Linked DNA regions of Homo sapiens: all the other regions are linked to region 3. A link is a loop called in an ENCODE intact Hi-C map of the cell type or tissue named here. Cell type or tissue: endothelial cell of umbilical vein. All regions are shown on one strand.

Region 1 (8,000 bases), 1.0 Mb after region 3:
TTTGTTTTATAGTCTTCTCTGCTCTCAGGGGATTTGAGGTATGCAAAGCTTTGGCTGAGATTGGAAAGAAACAGCTCAGAGGTGGGGACTGCTGCTTAAAATGTTCCTTTGTTTCATTTTTTTTTCCTGTTATTGTATATGAAACTTTGAAACTATCCTGACTTTCCATTCCAAAGGCACAGGCCAGGACAGGTGCCAATCGCAGCGACCATTTGGTGGAGGGGTATACATGATGATTGGTTTTTATGGGGGCTCAGAGTGAAAGCAGAGGGGATCCTCAGAAGGTTTCATTATGAGATTAAGATGTTGGCCTTGTTAGGGTAAACTGTAATCCCCCGTCACCTTTTGGTGAGCGGGATCCTGTGAGAACATTCTACAAGGGAGATCTTCAGGTTTAATACCAACAAGCACAATGCAGGGTCCTAGCAGCCCAAGAACTGAGTGGAAACTCCAGGGCTGGGGATGCTAAACTCCATCTGTGTTGACTTGCTTTGTAACCTGAGGCAAGTGTCTTTAAATTCCCTCAGCCTCCACTTCTTCATCTAAGTCAGGCTTGCCACAGGCAGAGGTATTATGTAAATACATAGATACTATCAATCCTTGGGGAAAAAAAAAAATGCTTTGTTGAGCCAGCAGAGCTCTCTACTGCTTAAAGCAGGGTGTGAATAAGAGCTCCTGGGTCTTTCACCAAATCGCTGAACATGTTCCGAGATGCTGTAGAAAAGGTGCTTTCATGGCTTTAGACACAGTACACAACCGCTGCTCAGATTGAGTAGTATCTTTTTAATGGCAGGGTTGGGAAGGTGTGTTTTATTTTTCTTTTGGATAAGTCACTTGGAAGTGATGGACTTATGGGTCTGCTGGCCTGGCCATTTGACTATGTCGAACAGCAATCCCACCTTTAACTTGTTAGATCCATTTTCCATACTCCCCTCTATTCTCTCTCCCCTCCCAAATACACACACACACACACATACACACACACACACACACACAACTCTGCATTTGCTTGACCTGTAGAGTATGATTTGAGGGATGCCAAAGTGCTTCCTGTTGCCACATATATGCATTCCGAAACTTTTCTCCTGTTACAACACTCAAACCTGTTGTTTAAATAGAAAATAAGAGTCAAGCATACCCCATTGTTGTTAATGGGATCCGATCTGTGTCTACCAGTGTGGGCTCTGGGTTTGAATCTCAGCCTTGTCACTCAGCTTTGTGAATTCTCTGAGCCTTGATTTTATCTTCTGTAAAATGGTAGCAGTAATGGTACAGCCCTCATAGGGTTGCTGTGCAAAGTAAAGATGATAATGATGCAAAATCCTTGGAATATTGCCTGATGCATAATAAACACATAGTAGACACAGCTGCTGAGGTTATTATTGAAATGGTACAGCGGAAAGAAATGGTACGGAGGAAGGTAAATCAGGATGGCGTAATGGGATAGAGCAAACCATAGACTTGTACTAACCATTTATGAGCATTGAAGTTAACTTTTATTCTGCTTCTGCTGATGGCAAAATTTAGGCAGGCTTGCCAGAGCTGCCTTGTCCTGTAAGACAAAGACTAGCCTAACCAGTTCTTGCTAATAACTGGAGTGACCTCTAGTGGTTCTGATTTTTTTCATAGTGGAAAACACAAAACAAACCAGACTCACCCAAACCGTACACTATTTTGCTTGTACACCCAAAATTCAGAAGCTGATTAAATGGACACTAGTCTAGTGTTTAATTGAATTGACTGATTTATTAATAGAAGCCTTATTTCTACCAGACAGTTTCAAGAATCCCTTCCGAGTATGACCACACCCTCACTTCCATTTGGCCTTCTCTCCATTATTACTGAGTTGGGGGAGTAATTTATTAGCATTCAATTAAACTGTATAGATGTATTTAAAACATATATGATGCTTCCCATAGGCAAGACACTGTGCTAGGCAAAAAATAACGTATCAAGATGAAATATGGACAGACCCCTTTGAAAATACTAAAAAAGTACCTACTTTTAAACTGTACTAAAATAGATGTCGACACAAAGAATTACCACCATCTTATGCCTTACGGCATAAGCAACTTTGAAAAAGGCAACTTTGCTTTTTCTGCTGTGGGAAGAAACAGATCCCCTCAGAATAAAACAAAATAAAGCATGCATATCCATTGATACACAAGAGAATTCTCATCCATGGGCTGGGAGGTTTGGCCGAGAGTAGAGCCAGGTAGCAAAGGAGAAATGTACCCTGCTATGGTTTAAAAAAGAAAAATCAACATTAAATAAGGTAAAATTCAAAATTCAAAAATTAATTAAAGAAGTCATTTTAAATGTGTTTATTCTGCAACCATACATCATTTATGTTCTAGGTAATTCTATCTTCAAATAAATGTACTCCTCTTTACAAAAGCAACGCATTAAATATGCAAGTGAAAATGAAAACTTTTTATACCTTTATATAATTTTTATATAAATAAAACCACAAGTTATTTATATTACCAAATTCTATTATACATTGTAGAATATTAGTAAAGTACATATGGCCTATGCATAAAAAATAAGAGTCCCAAAGAAAATACTAGTGTCCTGATATAAGGCCCATACTCTGATTTTTTTTTTTACTTGATGAGTATTTGAGAGTGGAAAATATTTTTAGCTATCCATGCAAAGTGCAATTGTCTCTTATTTTTCCACTTGTACTTCATGAAGACCTTTGGTGATATCTAGTTGACAGGCTAATAGCCTTACCACAAAGAGCTATTTAGACTTGGCAGAAATTTAGAAATTCCTGAAGCCTAAATCAATTTAAAAACCTAAAAACAAATTCACAAAACTTCAAATTCTGCCCTGGCACAACTTTATTTGGTAATAGCGTGTAGGGGGATTCATTCCAAACACAATGTCTTCTAACACTGGAATTTTCCTGAAGCACCAGGTTTCATCATTGGGAATTCTGTTCCACTTCTTTTTAGGGTTCCTATTTAGTGTCATTTATGTTCAGCTTATGCCCTGGGAGTACAGAAATAGCCAGTTGAGAGTATATAAAGTGTCCTGTTTTTAAAACTTATTTTTAAATTTGTTTTTATTCTTTTAAAATTATTTATTTCTTTATTTGCTTTCTTATTCTTCTTTATTTTTATTATATTTATGATTTATCTTATTTATCTTTAGCTGGTCATCAGTTTAAATAAATCTTAAAATGTTCCACATCTTAAAGATGTTGACTTCTCCAAGGTGGGGCTGGGTCTGATTAGGAGTTAAAACTGAGTGGAAAAAACAATTCACAAAGACATATTACAGGAAACATTTATAGGAAAAAAACTGAAAATTAGAATGTCATGTGCACCAATACAGTATGATGGTCTTTAAATTCTCATTGTCAAATCTTATTTGGTTCTATATTTAATATTTAAAACTATATTGACAATCTATTATTAGTCTTTCATAAGAAATTAATATTCTTAGAAAACATTCAGTGGTGCTTTGCACACAGTTGAACATCTTATACTTTTTTCAGCATTTTTACTCAAGCATTGGGCTGATAGTATTAATAAATATTGCTATTAATTATTTGAACTTAAATATTACCACTTAAAACAACTATAAACATGTTTAAAACAAAAAAAAGAGATTGGTTGAAAATACAGATTTAGAGTTAACCCTTCATGATAAATGAGAGAAGCTATGATATCTGGGTGTCTACCTTTGACTTCAGAGATGTAACAAAACTGGATACGGTATTAGGGCCATTGGGTGATAACTGCTCCAGGACGTTTTAAAGAAAGTAAAGTTAGCTTTAAGCAGCTTCACACGATTTTGGGGGATGCAATAGTGATTCATGCCTTTGAAAATTTGCAATCTTGCGTGTGTTGTTTCATACCATTCAGTTTTATCCACCTGCCATTTTCATCTGCCTTTTGAGTATTGGGGAACAGGTTTGAGCCTCTCGGTCCCTTGGGTAATGGTTTATCTCAGCAGTCTGCCGCCACCTAGTGTCTAGGATAGAGTGTCATCTATTAACTCACACTTCGTAACTGAAGGAAGAACTCCAACTGCTCACCAGAAAATACATAACGGCAAAAGCAAGCACACATGGGTGGTATGATAATGGCTCCCAAACTGATCCAATGATGCCATCACATGATATTCAGTTCTCATTAACACATGTCTTACAATGGGAATGGCAGGACATGGGGTGGGTAGGAGCGGCTGGTGGCAACAGTTCCGGTTTCACATTAAATCAGCAAACCACCTTACACATTTTCAAGCATCTGAGTCTCAAACCCCATTAAGTTAATGATGAGAATCCTCATAGCTCCAGCCTTACCTGATGAGTTTCACTAACACAATCACGAAAGCTCTGGTAGAATTTCAGAGGGATTTTCATTGAATTAGGTCTACCATTTTCAGAGATACTTTTGGCTACTTGGTCTTAGCATAAGGGAAATTTCTCTTTATTTTGCCAACAAAATTATAGACCTCTTTCACTTAAATCTTCCATTTATATCAAGCTACACTGGGATCATGTGTTACATATGAAAGTCTACTTCTTACTAGGATATGACAAACAGTATTTGACATCCACTCTTCTTTCTGAGCCTGTTCCACTTATAGCTGTTCTGAAGAATATATTTCATTTCAGGAACCAAACACAGTGCTGTTACATAAAGTCTGATTGATAGGAGTTAAGGTGGGCAGAAGTTATCAAAATCTGAAAATTAAGTGTTTCAAAGGGAAGGAATGCATTATCATTAGAGCAGTGGGAAGATAGAATTGCCTGTGCTCACTGGATGATTGGTGGGGAGCGTCAGCTTCCACTGCAGATCCCAAGCACTGAGCCAGCCTAGCTTCCTGAGAACTGCTGACCTCAAAATGCAGGAATGATGTTGCCAGACGAGGGTCCCTTCAGCAATCGATGGGCTCACACTGAAGTCTTGTTTGCTCGTCTCCCTGTGTGTCTCACTAGACTAGAATACTAAAACTCATGAAGAAACGGCCTCAGCGACTTGGAGCCAAAATGAGCACAGGGAATAAAAAAGAGAAATTAAAAATATCAGCCTCACTGTGACAGCCAGTCTAACATCTCCCTCCCTGCTCATCTCTCCCTTTCCCTCCCTACTGATTATCTCAAAATTCTTATGCTTCCTTATTCTCTGTCCCTGTCATACGCAGACACATGCACTCACATGTTTATCCCTCCTCTTTCTTTTCTGCAAGAAATATATGCCACAGAATCACTCTTCTGGTAGTAAAACAACCATTGGGTTTGGTTAAAACCCACAGCTGTAAAGTTTACCCATCCCCATTCAATTTCCCAATTGATTGCCAATCTTCTTCATCATTTCCTACATGGATATTGGGCTTTAAATGCTACAGCATCATACAAAGGAGCTGTAAATACAGCAAACATAACATTTATCTTTACCTTTACAATCCTGAATATTTTCATTTAAATAGTCTCATTTATTAAGTTTAGCCTTTCTCTGTTCTGATCATTAAGTACTTGGTTACCAGAAGGAAAACTGGATTTTGGATGAATAATTTATTCTGATAGTGTTAGTTTTGTTGTGTCCCTGAATGTTCGTGATATAGTTAATGAAGATGGGTCACTAAACCTATGTCACTGATGAGAAAAAAATTCCTACATGATAAACAGCAATGGAACCTGCATGCAGGTATGAGTATATATGTGTATATGCATATGTACACACACACACACACACACAGAGACACACACACAGAGGAATAAATATATGAACATACTGCAGAGATACTGAAGCCAGGAACAAGAATCTTGACTTAAATATTAGACAAAGAAAAGCTCCTTTTGTGAAAAAAACCATCTTAAAATATAAATTTTCAGTGCAGAACTTCAGTTACCAATTGTTAGTCTTCATAGTAAGCCTGATGATAATAAAATGTCTATTTTTTGTTTTTTAGAGACAGAGTCTCACTCCATCATCCAGACTGGAGTACAGTGGCACAATCATAGCTCACTGTAACCTCAAACTCCTGGGCTCAAGCTGTCTGCCTCAGCCTCCCGAGTAGTTTGGGTCACAGGCACGTGAGACACACCCAGCTAATTTTTTACTTTTTACTTTTTTTTTCCATAGAGATGAGTCTCATTATGTTGCCCAGGCTGGTCTCAAACTCCTGGCCTCAAACCATCCTCCTGTCAAAACACTTGGATTACAGGCATGAATCACCGCACCTGGCCAATAAAATGTCTATGCTTGTTGGAAAAAAAAAAACAAAACTCTGTTTATTGACACTCGCTGTATTATGTAAAGAAGGCTGAGAAGCCTTTTGCACACTGTTTTATGAAAATAACAGACAATACCCATCAGTTGTGGCGTGACTATATTGATGCGCTCTTGGTAAGGTGCTAAGAACAATCCTTTCTGTAAAAGGATGAAAAACAAAACCCTTGAGCAGTAAAAGATGACACATTCCACAAATGTTAGCTAATTTCCTGCAACAGAGCATAATGAAAGTGCATGTAGACAGGGTGTGCTTTATCTGCAAAAAGAGGAACAAAAAAAGAAACAAAAGCATCATCATATCTTTTGGTATCCAGAAATAAAATCCACTCAGTTAAATGGTGATTATGAGCAACTTTGAAAAGATTGTCAATATCGAATGCTATTTTTAAACAACAAAAGTTTCTCTTCATACCTCTAGCAGTCTTACATTTTAAAGAAACAGGCTCAAAATAGCACAACACATATTTCTAGGTTTCGATCATTAAAATTCTTCATCTGTGGACTACTAGCCATAAATAATCAACTTGAGAAAATAAACCAAACTTGATGGCTTTCTTGTTTCTTCTTACCATTTCTGGATCTTTGAACTTTCCCTTCCACTTTCTCAACCAAAGATAGCCTAAACAAAGAAAGCCAAAGCCAGCTTTTGCCCAATCTTTCCGATTGTCCTGCATAAATCAAACTAGAAGTGACCATATTCCTTGTTTCACTGAAAAGGGACTTAGTGTCATAGCTAAACCTTTCACTGGAGAAGAGAAATGGGGTTGGACAGAAAGACTAATTATAAACCTGCCAGTCAAGGTTTACCATAGAGAAACAACAGGAAATATCTATGAAGCTGTTCACAGCTTGTCAAGATGACCAATGGAAGACCACATATATGACTTACCTTGACAATAGCTTAAACTCTGGAATTTCCTTCCACTGTAGTAAGTTTTATGGTGCCCTTGAACCAGGGAAGCAGTGTGCTGTGCCGGGGGGCGGGGGTGGTTGGGGGAACTCAGGCTTTGCTGATAAACAAACCTAGGTTTGAATCCTCCAAAGTCTACTTACCAGGTGGATGGTTTCTACAATTTTTTAATGAGTCTGAACTTCTTCATTGTAAAATGAGTATAAAATCTCATTTGCAATACAATACCTAATTGTATTGTGTGAGGAACTAGAGATAATATGCAAAAAAGTACCTACAGCACATCTTTAAACATTATAAAGGGCGTTACAGGAGTTGAGCTTTGTTAAGTCTTTGTGAAGGTAGAGCTGTCCTAAACTGAAGTCACTCTACCATAGTCTGTCTCATCTCAGATATGTTTTTGAAAGGCCCTTTCATAAGAGGTTCTGTAAAAAGTAGTGCTCATGGGGAAAGTATTATTCTGAAATCATCCTGCTTAAAATCAACTTTCTGAACTGCCATGCAGTCTTGGCAAATACGAATTTCCATCACCCCTTTGCTACATGCCAAGTTGGAATATTGAGAATGCTGTCTATTATTCAATCTAAGTAAAGTACATTACTTTTAATTGGAGGTTGTTTCACTGCCTTTTTGAATTAGGAGACTAATCATTCATCAGAAACACACAATTAAGGATTTTTGTGTTAATTTGGCATTATTGCCATTGATCCAAAAGTGTTGTTATCTTTTAAGCAAGAGCTGAAGTGAGTTCCTCCCATATGTTTTGGCAGAATTGGTGCATCTGTAAGATTCAGCGCTAAGCCCTCCATGCCTTGGCATAGCAGCTGCACAGATCAGTG
Region 2 (8,000 bases), 870 kb after region 3:
CCACTCTGTGCTAGAAATTGTAGCGGCACAGCTCCTAGGGATCAAAGATTATATAAAGAGAGAGTGGGTGGAACCTCAGTAGACATTAAAATGTCAGAGAACATTTCAAACCTGGAACAGTACTGCTATTTCTATTAGGATCTGAAGAATCTGTTTTTGTCTTCAGAAAAATTAACCTATTGAGGAAAGTTGGCTCCTGATATTGAATTGACTTGGGGCACAATATGTGTAGCTTACATTTATTTTAGTAGTTCCAGAAAGCCTCCACCACAGAGTAAAGGGAAGAAAAATAAATTTAAAGGAGACTGTTATGGGTGGAATTTCCACTCCCTCCATCCCCCACCAAACTCATATGTCGAGGCTCTAATGTGACCATATTTGGTAACAGGATCTTTATGGAAGTAATTAAGTTAAAATGAGGTCATGAGGGTGGGCCCTAATCCAATATGAATGTTGTCCTTATAAGAAGAGGAGATTAGGACACAGACACACACAGAAAAAAGACCATGTGAGGACACAGGGAGAAGATGGCATCCACCAGAGACCCCAGAGACCAGAGAGACCTCAGAAGAAAGCAACCCCACTGACACCTGGCTCTCGAACTTCCAGCCAGAAATGTGAAGAAATAAATTTTTGTTGCTTAAGCCACCCAGTCTGAGGTGCTTTGTTACAGCAGCCATAATAACTAATACAGAGACAAAAGAATAAAGATATTTAGAGGTGGAAAAGCAGTGACTCAGAGTTATAAGATTAAAACTGTTGTAAAGGTCATAAGGAAGGTAAAAAGTTTTGATAAAAACAAGTAGTGCCACGTTTTCATGCCCAGGTCTCTCCCATTTAGATTTGCACAATCATAGTCAACTTAATCTTTCTGAACCTCAATTTACTCATCTCTAAAATGGGCTGTGAAGTCCTTGAGGCAACCACAGAGATATTTCATCTTCGTTTACTATGAATCTAGGCCATGGAAAACAGTTTTCTATCGAATGAATCAGTGATTCTAGAAAAAGAAAGCAAAGGAGTTCTCCATCCTCAAGAAGGACTTAACAATCATTTGGAAAGAGTTTATTTGTGTGCACAGGAAAATATAACCAGGAGGCAGGTAAATGCTGAGAACTCAAGAGTTAGGACTGTAAACCTCCCAGAAGGAGAGCTGGAACTTGAGACTGGGAAGATCATAGAAGGTTTCAAGGAAAAAGTGAAATTGATTTATTTTTGAGAGTTGCAGAGACAGACTGGATATGAAAACAAGATGGCAGCAGATGTGTTCCAGATTAAAGCAAAGGTAAGGAGGTAGATAATGCAGTATGCGTTTTAAGGACAATTGGAGAAGCAGCTTGGAAATGTGGATCCCTTTGCATACAGCAGAGAACACTTTTGGGTGTCAGAGCTGTAGATTAATATTTATAAGCCATGGCCATAAAAATTAATGAAGTAATTTCACCAGTTGTCAGAGGCAGAAGAAAGTTGTCCAGCCATTAAAATCAATCAGGGCTATTATGAATTCTATTATGGCAAGTGGATGTTTTATCCAATAGAAAATATTTCTTTGTACTCCTTCTGACCTGGATAATGAAACCCTACGATTCTATTCCACCCCATTGACACTTGTGATTATTTAGAAAGAGATTGCTGTGCAATCACCTTTGCTCCATCTAGGAAGAAAAGATTTGCCAAAGAAATAAACAGAATAAACAAGGCATCAAAATAAATACTTCCAGGACTTTAAAATGCCAGGGTTAATTTCAACTAATATTCCAATTGCGAATCCCTTTACTCTTTTAAAATATTTATTTATTTATTTATTTATTTATTTATTTATTTATTTATGACAGAGTCTCACTCTGTCACCCAGGCTGAAGTGCAGTAGCATGATCATGGCTCAATGCAGCTTTGAACTCCTGGGCTCAAGTGACCCTCCTATCTCAGCCTCGCAAGTACCTTTTAACCTTTACACCAAAATAGAAATCCTAAGGATTGCCTTTTGACATTGTCCCATAGGCCTATTTAATCCATTCTACATCTCCTTGAAAGCAATGGCTGGATTTTACAATTTAAGCTTTTAATTCAGATTGACCTTTACCCTAGTTATCCAAATGATGAGATTTTACTGCACTTTCAATTTCCTATGGATTATACAAAAGATAGTTATTGAGCTTCTACCATGCATAGAATTAGCTTTAGAGAAGAAATAATCATAAAATAATTGATGATGATGAACATATGTTCTATTAAAGCTATGGAGGCTTCAAAACCCTGGCAGCTGAAAAAAAAAAAAAAAGAAACAGTAACTCAAATTGTAAAAAAGGGTGAACAGCAGATGGTGAAAGAGAACAAGTCATAGATTTATTGAGGATGGTGTGACATGCAGAAAGCTGATGGCTGCATCTTCCCCAGTGAGGGGTGGGGAGAGAGAGTGAGGCAAACAAAGCTCTAATTAGTGACCTTTTATTCCTTATTAGCAACTTGGACCAGAGCTTCATGAGTGAGGCTGTTGAAGGAAGCGTTATTGGAAAAAAGCATAAGGACAGCGAGGGAAGCAAGTATTGAGAAGAAGGCAGAAAGAAACCAGCTCACAATCTAGAACTTAGCTTTCATCATAAGTGTGATGGGGAGTTATTGGGATCTTTGGAGCTGGCTTCTAATAAGATGTGAATTACATTTGATGAAAATTATTTTAGCAGTTATCTTCAGAATGCATTTCAAAGAGGGATGCAGGAAGTCAGGCTAGGTGAGATTTTGATCATCTGAGTGAGAGCTGATTATATACTGTTGTTTGTAACAACAGGGGTGATGGGGAAGAAAGCAAGAATCCTGAAGATGTTGGCATGAAGACTGAACAGAACAACAAAACATGAGGGAAAGTGAAATGAAGAGACAAAGGTGATCCTGAATGCACAGGCACAGAGGGGCCCCCTATAGGACAAGCTGTTTCAAAGGTTACTTAGGATAATTTCTAAGAAGAGGGATAGGAAACAGTATCATCCACTGTTTTATAGTTTATTCTTGCCTGTCTTACAATGGTGGCAGAAGGTTACATGCTCCTATGACAGGTGTATAAATTAATCAGCACCCTAAGTTCCTGATTTCTTGCCCACCTATCAACAAAGATGTTAACGAGCTGCAGAACTTTTAATTTGCTAATGAAATACCATTCTGCATAGTTACAGCTTTAGCTTTCATGGTCTTTAAAATCTGTATCTCTTTACCACATCTCATCTTAAAGTGCGTAAAATTGTGCACTTCCTTTGTATTCATGAGAGTTCACACTACTCATAGTGTATTGTTTACCTTAATTACCAGATTATAGAACCAAATGAAGAGCTATTTTTAAAAGTAATAATAATAACAAAATATCAATACGTGCTCAAAGAGGAATATCCCAGCTTGGGAGTATGTTCTCTCAACCTTTTATAGCCAGACAAGAATTATGAAAATTTCTCTTCTCTGAAAATGTTAAGTTGCACTAGCTGACAGTCTATGCAGCGAAAAGAGGAACAAATTAGATACAGATGACCTGGTTTACTCTCTGAGCTTTGCCATTCTTTAGGATCCAAGACCTTAGGAGAGCTACACGAATATGTGAACAACACTTTCCACCTCTGCAAAATGGGATTTTGCTTGTAAGGTTTGTAGGAAATTTCTTTCTCTGGTCTAAGTACCAAGTGGCAGCTATTATTACTGTTACAGTTTTTGTTGTTCTTCTTATCGTGCCATTGGGCTATATGACATTTTTTGGAAAGGGCCAAACTCTCAGGTCTTAGATCTAGGCCTATTCCCTAACTCTAACTTCAGGTCACTTGATTTTTAAGGAAGGTTGAGAAAGGAACAGATTTATTTTGGTGAAAGTGCTTCATAAATTATAAAATGCTTCGAATGACAGCAGTCTTTTAATGGAAAAAATTTGTTAGATGTGCAGAACTTCAGATATAAAAGCAATAGATGGTATTGTACAGCAGTTAGGACTACAGTTGATGATCAATAATGACCGATTTGGATAAGAACATATTCAAGATTCTCATGTGTTTTATGGATTTGGACTGAAATCAAGAAGCTTCTTCCTCTGAGGAGAGCATCTCGTGGGTTCTTGGGCTCTTTTTCTTAAAGCAGTGGTTTCACTTTCCAGTTTGGTCCTCAAGCCATATGTCACCTATGGGCAGCAGCTCTCCTTTCAGATAAGCAGTCTACAAGCTGATATTTTTGGCAGAAAACCACCTTCTGGGTAATAGGTCTGGTATCTGGAGGATTCCTGTTTCTGCTGTCGTTCGCTGACCTCACCTCTCTTCTGTGACTAAGTCTGTATTCACCGCTGAAGTGCATGCTTCTTGGGGAGAAATTGTGGGTACTTCCGGTTCCCCCTGTGACTTTGTGACTTAAGCAGCAGAAGCATTTCATACCATGGGTACATGCTCCTTCCCATTACCTCCCTACTGACAGGTGCTGTCAGAGTTAGAAAGTTCTGGAAGCTCCTCAAAACATAGACTTAAAATAATAATTATAATTAATAATAGCAATTAACTTCCATCACAGGTTGAGTCACCTATAAGAGATTGCATGGTTAAGTTTCTTTTAAAGTCACCTCTTAACATTTCCTTACTTACTCAGCCTCACTCATCTTAAAAGGTAAGTCGCATTTAAAAGAAAATATTCTTAACTTGCGATAAGAGCAGAGAGAAGTTTTCCTGTCTTATATTTAATGCATGTAGATGACTGGTATTCACGAAGTTAATTTTTTCTTTAAGCCACAAAGAAAAAAAGTGGTGCATGTTTTCTAAAGAAGACCGGTATCTGTAATTGTGTCAATACTGATATTTTTGCTTTTAAATTCCTTCAATATTCAAAACGGTAGCTTATCTCTATGAAATGTTTCCTTTTTCCCTGTCCAATAACACATGGGTGGGAAGTTCAAACCTTTGTACTTTTTCTTTGAAGCAATTGCCCTAAGCCGGGAAAAGCTCTTTCATCAGCAAGAATTTTGAGTATTTTCTCTTTCCTCCTGATCAAGTTTAAGGTGTGTGCTCATAAACAAGATACGCAACTGTCAATAATCATCTTTTCAGCAAATAGAGCCAAAGTTAATTTATTAAACCCGGCAAGCTGCTCTCCTAGTTTTCTTCCCCCTGTGACATACTGTCCAATTATTTCACATTCTTGTAGTGTAAAATAAACACATTGAGTCTGTTGAGATACTGCTGTGGTTATTTATTTTTCAAAATTTAATAAGGAGGAGGATGACCTTTCCTCTTTGGACAGGAAACAAAATCAGACCTAACAGTGATACATTATCAATTTTCACAACCATGAAAATATTCCAGAAAACAAGCAGTTTTCTGTGCACTCAGGTGACTGCAAGCTGGCCAGTGAAGCCAGAAAGCCCAAATGCCTTCTAGATCTCAATTAACTACCCACTTACTTGAAAGGTTTTATTGACTATAATTTTGATAACGATGCATAATTATATCAACTTTCTTTCCTCATCGAATTCTACTACAAATCCCGGGCCGAAAGGGGCACATGAGTCTGTTCTTGATGAACAGACAGAAAAAAAGAAGACAGAAAAAAAGAACTTGAAGAGTCTGAAAACAGGTTTAGCTGAGGCATGTGCCATGGTAAATTTGCTTTGTGAAACTAAGCCAAATACGTTTATTTTCCTACATCTGCATTTCTCATAATGTCGCAGGTAACATAAACAGGTTCTCTCACCCAACACTGTAATAACGATGGAAATCAATGATAAAGTTAAAGACAACTACATCTGCATATACATACCAAACGAACAAACAAAAATCTGTCAGCAATCTTGGGGGTAACATGAGGCTTCTGGATTCTTCTTTCCTATTTCTCTACTTGCATTCTTGGCTTTGGCGTAAGTAGAAGAGCTTTCATAGCCAGAGGCAGAACACTGGTGTGTGTGAGTCAGTCAAGGGCAGCAACGTTTGAAGATTCAGATGCATAACGATATTTATAATTGAAAAAAATCTATATTTCATACAGATATTGCAAATTCCGTGGCAAAAGGGAGAAAGCAGTTAAACAAGCAGGGAGACAACATACAGCTCTCCTCTGAGAGTTGAAAGAAAAAAATATTTTTTAGGATCAATCCTCAATAACCTCCAATTTTCATCTTTACAGATTGTTAGCTTGAATCACAGTTGTTGTTTAAAGAGGACGGATGTTGGGGAGAGGAATGGTTACTGATTCCCAGATTTTTTAAAAATGCAATGCAAGGAGAATTCTGAGGAGGGAAGCACAATGTCTGGATTCACTATTTTCCCCTCTCCGGGTGGTGGCTTGATGATGAGAAGATACAACCCTGTCATCATCACTCTCTTCTTAGGACTTGCAGCAGAAAGCACTCTTCTCATTGTAAGCAAGCTTCATGAAAATTAGCCTGGAAGAAAGAAGACTGGCAAGATATCGGCCATACTGTTGAAATTGAACCCTGGGAAACAAAGATATGTACATACCAAAGTCAAACTTTTACTAGGAAGGTTTGGATTGTCAAGGCTCAGGTGTGATATTTCAGTCTTGGTCCTATTTACTTAGGATGCAATTCAGAAGGTTAAAGTTGGCCCTGGGAGATCCAATAAAAAATATACCTGAGTCCAAATTAATCTAGATCTACAATTATTACTTTTAATTCATTACTATTATGGATATATATATATGTTAGGAATTAGCAGCAGAGTGAATCAGTATGATATTTTAAGGATTATGCTTTTATGCTTTTAAATTTTAGATAATACATTTCCTAATATTAATTTTAAAACACTCTCTTTGCCATGCTGTTAAGAATTCTACTTTTTTTTTTTTCATTTTTATCTTCCTAACTTCTTATTGTGACATTGTTGGCCAGATCCTAAATAATTTTAGATACAAGCAAAAGTTTCCTTGTATGAGTGAATAGAATGCTAAGTCTCTTTGGAAGTATATTTATACATTTTATTGTAAAGTTTAATTTTGATTGTGCATTTGTGTTTGTGCTTTAGATTTCAGGATTATGGTAGCTTTCCTACCCAAGTATTGGCTGAAACAGCCAATACCCTTCTTTAAAAAATTTCTGTAAACAGGTTTCTACACATTGCTAACATGAATAAACAACTTTCCTTCTACCTCCAAGTTCGTCATTTCGTCTGGCAGTCATTGAAAATTACCATATGTTGGGGGTTGACACCGAGACAAAATATTCAGACTGTTAGGCCCTACGGTTCACCTTTTCCTACAGGGTGTTTTTTGTTTGTTCCTTTCTCTCCTTGTTGTCTTTTTTTTTTTCTTGGATAAAGCATTCAAGAAATCCTTGATGTGGGACAAAATTTTATTGTGGTTAAGACTTACTCTTTCCAAGATGAAACAGCCAATAAAGATCCACCAGAATGCATTCAGGCAGGCAGCAACAATGTCTTCCAGCTCCCTAGCAGGCAAGTCATCTGTGGTCTACTTCCCTCCTCTCTGTTTACTGAAAGACAACAGTCAGTGGGAAAAGCACTGCTCCAGCTTTCAATTCTGTTAGAACAGGGTCTTTTCTCCCACGATGGCTTCTTGGCCTTCTGAGTGAAATGTCCAGTGAGCTGGCTTGGCACATTTCAGTGGAGGATTTGGCACTTAGAAGAGAATAGCTCAGCTGTCATTTCTTAGTGAAATATAAATAATTCCAGAGAGAAGCAGAAGAAAAAATTAACAGTCCATTCTGAGTCTTTGTCATGAGGGTTCCACAGGGCCAATTTTTTTTAACATGTCCTCTGAGATACTGGCCTAGCAAGGCCCTCCTTCCTAGTTAAACCAGATGCCAACCAAGATGGAAAGCGTCCCTGGAAAGAGAGCTGTTTCTTTCCACTTCATTCCCCAGCCTTTTTTCCTGATGGGATTTCAAGAAGGTTAGTATCCTGAAGATGCAGACAGAAGCAAGCTGGTCAAGAATGCTCCAGGAATCCCAGGGACCTCAGATCAACTGTCCTAAGGCAAGAAGGCCCTCACAGGAAAGACTCTCATACTAAATACTG
Region 3 (8,000 bases):
GACTTTCAAAATTTCATCACAGATATGTGAAAGATTCTGTGGAAGAATATAATAGCAAAAAAAAGAAGAAGAAGAGGGAGGGGAGAGGAGGAGGGGGAAGGAGGAGGGGGGAGGAGAAGGGGAGAGGAGAAGGGGGGTAGGGGGAGGAAGGCGAGGGGGACGAGGAGGGGAAGGGGAGGAGGGTGGGGGAGGAAGAGCGGAGGGGGAGGAAGGGGGGGTGAGGAGGGGGAGGAGGAGGAGAAGAAGAAAGAAGAGGAAGAAGAAACAGCAAACTAAGGATTCTGCCTCTAAACTGACAGTAGTCAATTTTTATCAGCTTCCAGAAGCTTCTTTTTTTGAATACTCAGTTAAACATGCATCACCTTTGTTTTAGGAACTTGGAATAGAAAACAGAGTACAAAGAACTCATCAGAACACCACAGACAGGACCTCTTGATCACTGGAGAAGCTATTCAGGCAGCCACTGTCCCCAGAGAACCCCAGGAAAGAACAAAAACAGGGGTGTCATTTTGGAGCCTTCAGTCAAGAATCATCTCCTGTTCTTGGCTGGGCTGCCATGAGGGTGGGGTGCACACAGAGCCCTGGGAAAGGAAGAAAACACGGTTGCAACACCACTATTTTGTTTCTTCTAACACCCTCCTTTTTCCCCACTCACATTTGAGCACTTACGGGCATCATTTGTTCTAAAACAAAGGAAGAAAAATATATCTGTTATGAGTTCCCTCTGTGCTTGACTGAGTTACCTGGCATTGGGATGGCTTGTTTTCTGGGATGCCCAGAGCTGTACACATTCCTTTCTGGGGTGAATACTTCGTATAGAGAGACATAAACAGCCAACTAGGCTGCAGGGAGTAAACCCTGTTACTAACTTTTCTTTCTTTGGTGCTACATTCCTGCGGAGATAAATATATAGAAAGACAGACAGATTATAAAGGAGGAAGGGCATTGTGTCAGCATGAGGGCTCCAAGAGAACAAAAAGGGTTATCGTGTGCAAAGGTTGAAAATAGAATTTAAAGCTATCAGGACTGGGGAAAGAGTTGAGGCCTCCCAGGAAAAATCTGCAAAGAAAACTTGAACCTTCCAGGAAAACAAGCCCTGGGTAGAGTTGGGTGAAACTGAAACCTGAAAATCCATTTTCCAGAAATGCGATTGGGCAGAGAGGAGGGAAGCCACTACTATCAAGTTTTTCCCAGAGCAAGCAAGGCACGCTGGCTTTGTACAAAGAGGCTTATTTAGAAGCTGCCCTGAGCTGAATGCAGGCAGGTGGGGCAGGGTGGGAGGGTGGGATGGGTCGTTGAAATGAGCCATCCTAACCTTTCAGACAGAAACAGTGCAGCCTAGCTGCTCTGAGGTGCATGTTTCTAAAACAAGACCTGGAACATTAATTTTACATTTCAGTCTCTTTGTAAAAAGCAGATGCTCCTCGCCCACCCCCTTGTTTTTTTTTGGCAAGCTTGTGAAAATCCAACGAACCAAGTCAAGGCTGTCCGCTAGCCACGGGTGCCTTTATCTTGTGGAGTATCTGTTCCTTTGTGGATCAAGCATGGAATGAAAACCGTGCTGAAGAAAGGTCGCTTCTCATTTTAGACTCCATTTCAATGGGTAGTTAACCTCTGAGTCAACCGACTCTGTACCCATGTTCAATTTCCTCCGCCTGTTGGGCTCTTCCATTTACCCTCTTTTATAATTAGAGTACATCTTGTTTACAGTGCACAAAGCTGGTTTAAGATCCAGTTGGCCATGTGCCCTCTCGTTACAGGACCGTGCTCAGAACAGTCAGCTGTGAGTGCAGCCAGTGGGATGAAAAAAACTAAGGGAAGGAAGCTGCCCTTTAAGGAACCTCGGCCTTACTGATTAAAGTAATAATTAAGCCATTATATCTGTTGGGGAGCTATTTGGGCTTGCCTGCTACCTTTTCCAACAAAAGCCCTCAGCCAGAGATTCCAGCCAAGCACCTCATTATCATGTGGGTGCCAGGGCGGCATGCCAGGATCGGCACCCACCCCAGGCAACATGGTTTAAATTTTAAACACCTGTCATCTCCCTGCCTCCATGTATCATTCATTTTCAGAGGGGAAAGTGACCCTAACAGGAAGTGGGGCTGCCTGATTCTGGGTTTGCCTTTGAAAGCCAGAAATGACCCTTCTCCTGAAATTTTATTCCAAATTTAATTTGAAGCTATCTCAGTCTAGAAATAGATTTGCATTGGCATCTCTTGTTGCAGTTGGTAAGGAAAGGAATTTAGGATTCAATTAGAATTGGTCTTCATTCTTAACAAGATTGTTGTCTTAAAGACAAGAAATATATAGCATGTCTCACTGCATCCCTCCACTCCCCACCATGGCAAAAAGGGCCCTGGCATGCATATGTGATTTTGTGACATGCAAAGATCCACTTTTACAACTCCATGGAGGCATATCTTATTTAGAGAACACTAAGGTAGTTTAAGGCTCTCACTGGCCACTTGCCTTCTTAAAACAGAGACAACCTATGGATTAGAGAGGAAGCAAGACTGGAGAAGGCAGTTTGCACCGATTGGGGCAGGGCAGGTAGAGGAGTGAGCATGGTTGTAATAAACTGGGTGGAATTTAAGGTCTCAGTCCAAAGGCATCCCATCTTGCTCCTTCTGGACCCCGTCTCAAGCCTGGCTCCAGCTCCTGAGTCCCACGGCTCTCCAAGGCCTCTTTCTGTTCATCACAGCCTACGGAGAGAGATGCAAAGTGGTTTGTGTTTATTTTAGAAATAATCTCAACGTTGCCAGGAAAAGGCTTTCTGGAAAATGCTGCAGAACTAAAGCTGGTCCAGTAGAAACCGGTGTAAGTGCAAAGAGCAGAGCCAGCTCCTCCCCAGCTCTTTCCCCAGGCTGTTCTTCCTGCTTTTTGATCTCAGCCTCACTCTACTCCATCCCTTCTTGATCCAAGTCCAGAGTCTCTTTCACACCAGCCACGCTGCCAGCATTGTCGGGAGGTTTGATGTGGTGTGAATTCCTGCCCCTGGGAGATGGACGGAGAAATTCACAGAATCTTGGGAAAAGAGAGCTTGGGAAAATCCTGAAGTCTCTCTTTGCAGCCTTTCTTCTACCAACAGACAAGATGGAAACTGGCCATTTCAGAGCACTGGCTTCAAGGATGTCTAAGGGTAGAGATTCCTTGGGCTTGTGGGCAGGGGCTCATTTCTGTGTGTTGTTCCAGATGGTCCAGGTTCTTCTGTCTGTCCCATTAAAATGTATCCTTCTTGACACCCGTGATGGCCCTTTTGTCAAATCCTAATTGTATGTTTGTGGGTTTGAGTTTTCTATTCTCCAGAAAGTACCATGTTAATACCAATCCAGTCTTCCATTTAGGTCCACATTAATCAGAAGTATTCACTGGTGTCTGGTAAATATCTGGTGTTTTTGAATTTTGGAAGTGAGGCTAGATGCATTTATTCATTCAAAATTAATTTTGAGTGTCTAGTATGTGCCAGTCACTGCTTTGTGTACTTGGGGAACAAGGAAACAACAAAAAATTGTTCCCTTCAAAGCTCTCATTATAAGGGAGAGGGGAGTGTGGGATACAGATTGCCAACAGTAAAGAATAGATAAACCGCATACATTAGAGTCTTAAGCCCCACAGCAAAAAAGAAGAAACTGGGTGTTCTGGCCTGCAGCCGGGACAGTAGAGAGAAGATTGCATTGAAGTTTCCAAGTGCAATTTTACTGAACCAGTGAGAAAAATGACAAGAGTTTCTATTTCTTCCAATGAAGAATGGGTCTTACCTATAAACAAGTGTTAGAAGATATATGTGCATATATCCACCCGTCATCTTACTACTTGCAGACTTAGATTCTGTAGACATTTATATCTATAAAATGATACTCAGAATATTATTTCATAATTATGTAAATTATTATGTATACATTATATATGTGTACAGAATATTATTTCATAATTATGCAAATTATGTATACATTATATATGTGTACACACACATATAATCATACTATTATACATACACAGTTATGTGCTGCTTAACAATGAGGATCTCTTCTGAGAAATGCTTCATTAGGTTATTTCATCGTTGTGTGACCATCAGAGTTACACAAACCGAGGTGGCATAGCCCACTACACACTTACACTATACGGTAGACCCTATCATTCCTAGGCTGCAAACCTGGACCCCATGGTACTGTACTGAATACTATAAACCACTGGGATGCAATGGTAAGTATCTGTGTAGCTAAACATACAAAAGTACAGTAAAAATACTATCATCTTACAGGACCACCATTGTATATGCATCTGCCTTTGACTGAAGTGTCATTGTGTAGCAAGTGAATGTATATTACAATTTAAACAATACATGCCCTCAAGGAATTTTGATATCTCTTTCAAGTCATGTAGATATATAGCACATTTCCAGCTCCCCGAATAGTTTTTTTGCTTATTCAGGAATAATTTTCTAACCTGACCAATTTACATCTTTTGATCCCGTAAACCATAGAAGCTTCTCCCTGTTTTCGGCCCCATCCTGCTGACCTGTCTTAAAGCTAGTCCATGCTGGCTTTCAGCCTTCAACTGCCACTGGGAGTGACAAGGGTTCTGGAAGGCTGGGCTGGCGTGGCAAGGGGAGACTCCCCTGAAAGGAAGAATGTCCCCAGGGAGTGCGGCGTGGCCAGCACATCTTCTCACACTTTATTCCTGCTCTGAAACCCAAGTCAGAACTTCAGTTTCTGGTTTCTTTGAAAGTACTTGGTGAACAAATAAGCAAATAGGGGATAAGGAATGTCCAGTCATTGTTTGAGGATTTTCTGGAATTTGGAGCATTGTTATTTTAGTTGTTTAGAAAAGGCTTTGGTTGCCTGTTTATCATACAGTGCAGGCTCATGAATAACTTCCTGGGGGACTGGCCCACATTCTTGGTCCGGTTGGCGTCTCTTGCCCAGCAAGGCTCATGCCGGGCGTCTTCCCAACATCCTGTCTGGGAATGACCTTCTTTTCTCTGCTTACTAAGCTCCGAGAGTCCTTATTGAAATGACCTCCTGCACAGGAAGGCCTGCTGTGGCGCCTGGCAAGAGAAAACAGCCCTGGTTTCTAGGAAGTCCCACAAATACACGCACACACACACACACTCTGGAAGTCTTGTTAGGAAGAGGTGACATGTTTATGTTCTTCCACGCGTCTGATAAGGAAAACCAGCAGACATTCCAGAATGTACAAAACACGGGTGAGGACAGGTGCAAGGACCACAGCTGGAAACCAGCGAACACAACAAACCGCAGCTGTCTGGGCCATGCCACGCTGGTGTGGGCCAGAGGGGAAACCAAGGGCGTGCGTGTGTCTATGTGTGTCTGCAGATGCACTCAGGCTTAAAAATTAGAAGCCTGCAAAGCCCCCTGCATTTAAGAGAAAAAAAAATAATCATGGAATTTTTCTGGCCATCTAGAAAAAATTTTGCTCTTGCCAAAAATATTCAAAAGCTATCAGGATTTTTTTTTAACTTATCTAAATGATATTAGTGAGTGCAGGGGAATCCCAAACAAAGGGACAGTTGTGTTCTTTAAATTCACTCTTGGTTTTAAACGAGACCTGCTTGAACATAATAAAGAACTTCAAGAAGCCCTCTCACCTTGGTTGAATGATAAAGTGTTTAGAAATAATACCTTCATGATTATCATGTACAAGACATTCATCTTATAAGGACTCTGATGACTAGAGAGTTCAGTGCCTTGCCTCTGGTTGTAATGCAGAAGCGTGATTCCCACTTAGGGGTGTTCAACATGCCATGGCCTCCCTTTCTCTGTGATCAAAGTTAGCATCACAGTTGAGTGACCTACCCAGGGCCCTGAACTCACAAGCATCTCATATCCGGTTTAACATTCTGCTGTTGCCATGGTAAAATCTTTAATAAGGATTAATAAATTATTAATCCTTAATGAATCCTTAATACCTTTGAACTCGGATCTTGCAGGTGTACTCCAACATGAAAACGGAGCATGCATGTGAGCTGAGTAGTGACATGCAACATGCATGTCCATTGATCCTTGCTGCTCATTCACATACAGTGTTCGCGATGCCCCCTGGACACAGAATTCCAGTGGACCCACCACGTGTGGGGATTCAGGGGAGACTCAAAGCAAATACAAGGTAAGCATGGACAACCAAGGAAGGTGAGGTGAGGAAGGAGGAGGGACACTGACAGCTCCAAGAGGGCACATTTTCCATTTGAAGCAGAACTTGCTTTGACACAAGAAAGAAGGCAATGGCATTCTATTAATAACAAATACTAACGACCAACGGACCCTATTCTGTTCTTTCTTACTCATGCACTTCCCTGAATTAACCATATACTTCCTCTGAAAATGAAGACATAGACCAAAAGGAAAAAAGGGCAGCTGAGCGTTAAGATTTGATAGAGTTTGTGCATATCAAGAAGTAAAATAAAAGGCTGGGTGTGGTGGCTCACGCCTGTAATCCCAGCACTTTGGGAGGCCAAGGTAGGCAGGTCACCTGAGATCAGGAGTTCGAGACTAGCCTGACCAACATAGTGAAACCCCGTCTCTACTAAAAATACAAAAATTAGCCAGGTGTGGTGGTGCACACCTGTAACCCCAGCTACTCGGAAGGCTGAGGCAGGAGAATCACTTGAACCCGGGAGGCGGACGGTGCAGTGAGCCAAGACTGCGCCACTGCACTCCAGCCTGGGTGACAGACTGAGACTCCATCTCAAAAAAAATAAAATAAAATAAATAAATAAATAAATAAAAAGAGTTGAGTTAGTTTTGTGCAGTATTTCCACTGTTCTGGCAAGAAAAAAAATATATATTCATGTATAAGCTGAAAAATATGAATTACATAATTCCAGTGATTCTGCAGATGAGTTAAATACTCTCATATTTGCATTTATTTATTTATTTATTTTTAATTTTTTTATCTTTTTTTGAGATGAAGTCTTGCACTGTCACCCAGGCTGCAGTACAGTGGCACGATCTCAGCTCACTGCAACCTCCGCCTCTGGGGTTCCAGTGATTCTCGTGCTTCAGCCTTCAGAGTGAGTAGCTTGGGATTATAGGCACACGCCACCACGCCTGGCTAATTTTTGTATTTTTAGTAGAGATGGGGGTTTCACCATGTTGCACAGGATGGTCTCAAACTCCTGACCTCAGGTGATCCACCTGCCTCGGCTTTCCAAAGTGCTGGGATTACAGGTGTTGGCCATCGCACCTGGCCCATATTTGCATTTAAAACTGACATTGTACAATGTAAAGATGAACCATAAAATTCATGCTAATAATTTAAAATTTTAATTTTTCTTGACTTAGAACAACACTAAACAGCAGATTTTTTTTTTTAACATCATGATAAATTGAGACACTGCAGAAGGAAGGAAAAAAGCTTTATTTTATAGTACCTTTGACAATAGTTTCTTCCCCCACTTTTAAACAGTTTTCATTTGCACTGGGTCTCATGAATACAGAGCTTGCTGTGCTGGTGATAAATAGAAATTTTGGCAGAAACACATCACATGGTCGTTAGGCTTAATCTTGGAGATTTGTGTAGCTTATGTCTACTAGTGCTCACATCACCTCTACTTAGGATTTCATTTTAGCAATTGTCTTTTTTTGGATTCCCCCAGAAGCATACCAAGATGAGAATTAAAGTGGGGACGTGGTGGCCCTGACAAGAGAAACCTGTGTAAAGGGCTTACTGGAGAATACAGAGGGTGTGGGAATGATGAAGTAGTCAGGTTATTCAAGGGAGCTGAAGGGGCCACTGAAAAATGTTTCATGAGAAATGTGTGTACTTTCCTCAGCAGAGGCTATGCCGCCTGCCCTTCCCCTCCCTTTCTCCATCGTTTCTGGATGCTAGGACTTCAGAATTTGTTTAGGAGGAGACACACATTTGTGATGGAAATCACAGTGTTATGGCTGAATTATGTCCCTCAAAATTAATATGTTGAAGTCCAAACCCTCAGGAGTCCAAACTCTCAAGAGTGTGACTGTATTTGGAGATAGGGACTT

Evidence for each region. Hi-C counts contacts between places; a loop is a spot of excess contacts. Peaks named below come from ENCODE experiments on the same cell type or tissue, not always from the same donor. Only the 100,000 strongest peaks of a DNase experiment are listed, where the experiment ranks them.
Region 1: it touches region 3 in a loop (4-fold over the local background); 4 of 110 quality-filtered maps call a loop at or near these places.
Region 2: a loop joins it to region 3, with 6 times the contacts of the local background. A loop is called at or near these places in 2 of 110 quality-filtered maps.

What each region holds. Positions count from the first base shown.
Region 1 is chr6:12,602,000-12,609,999 of GRCh38, forward strand. No RefSeq gene overlaps it. Among named protein-coding and RNA genes, the nearest start is that of LINC02530, 21 kb to the left of the region's middle. RefSeq lists a silencer at 3,798-4,092 and an enhancer at 6,491-6,610. In endothelial cell of umbilical vein, CTCF peaks have their summits at 1,593 (motif pointing left) and 3,979 (motif pointing left); DNase peaks (open chromatin) are centred at 112, 1,502, 3,962, 6,402 and 1 weaker place; H3K27ac peaks cover 2,614 bases.
Region 2 is chr6:12,479,674-12,487,673 of GRCh38, forward strand. No RefSeq gene overlaps it. Among named protein-coding and RNA genes, the nearest start is that of LINC02530, 100 kb to the right of the region's middle. RefSeq lists enhancers at 3,782-4,981, 4,021-4,100. In endothelial cell of umbilical vein, no CTCF peak of the experiment used is centred here; DNase peaks (open chromatin) are centred at 4,248 and 4,668; H3K27ac peaks cover 2,375 bases.
Region 3 is chr6:11,604,743-11,612,742 of GRCh38, forward strand. No RefSeq gene overlaps it. Among named protein-coding and RNA genes, the nearest start is that of TMEM170B, 71 kb to the left of the region's middle. RefSeq lists an enhancer at 4,572-5,113. In endothelial cell of umbilical vein, no CTCF peak of the experiment used is centred here; DNase peaks (open chromatin) are centred at 1,689, 2,829, 4,189, 4,989 and 1 weaker place; H3K4me3 peaks cover 2,368 bases; H3K27ac peaks cover 7,451 bases.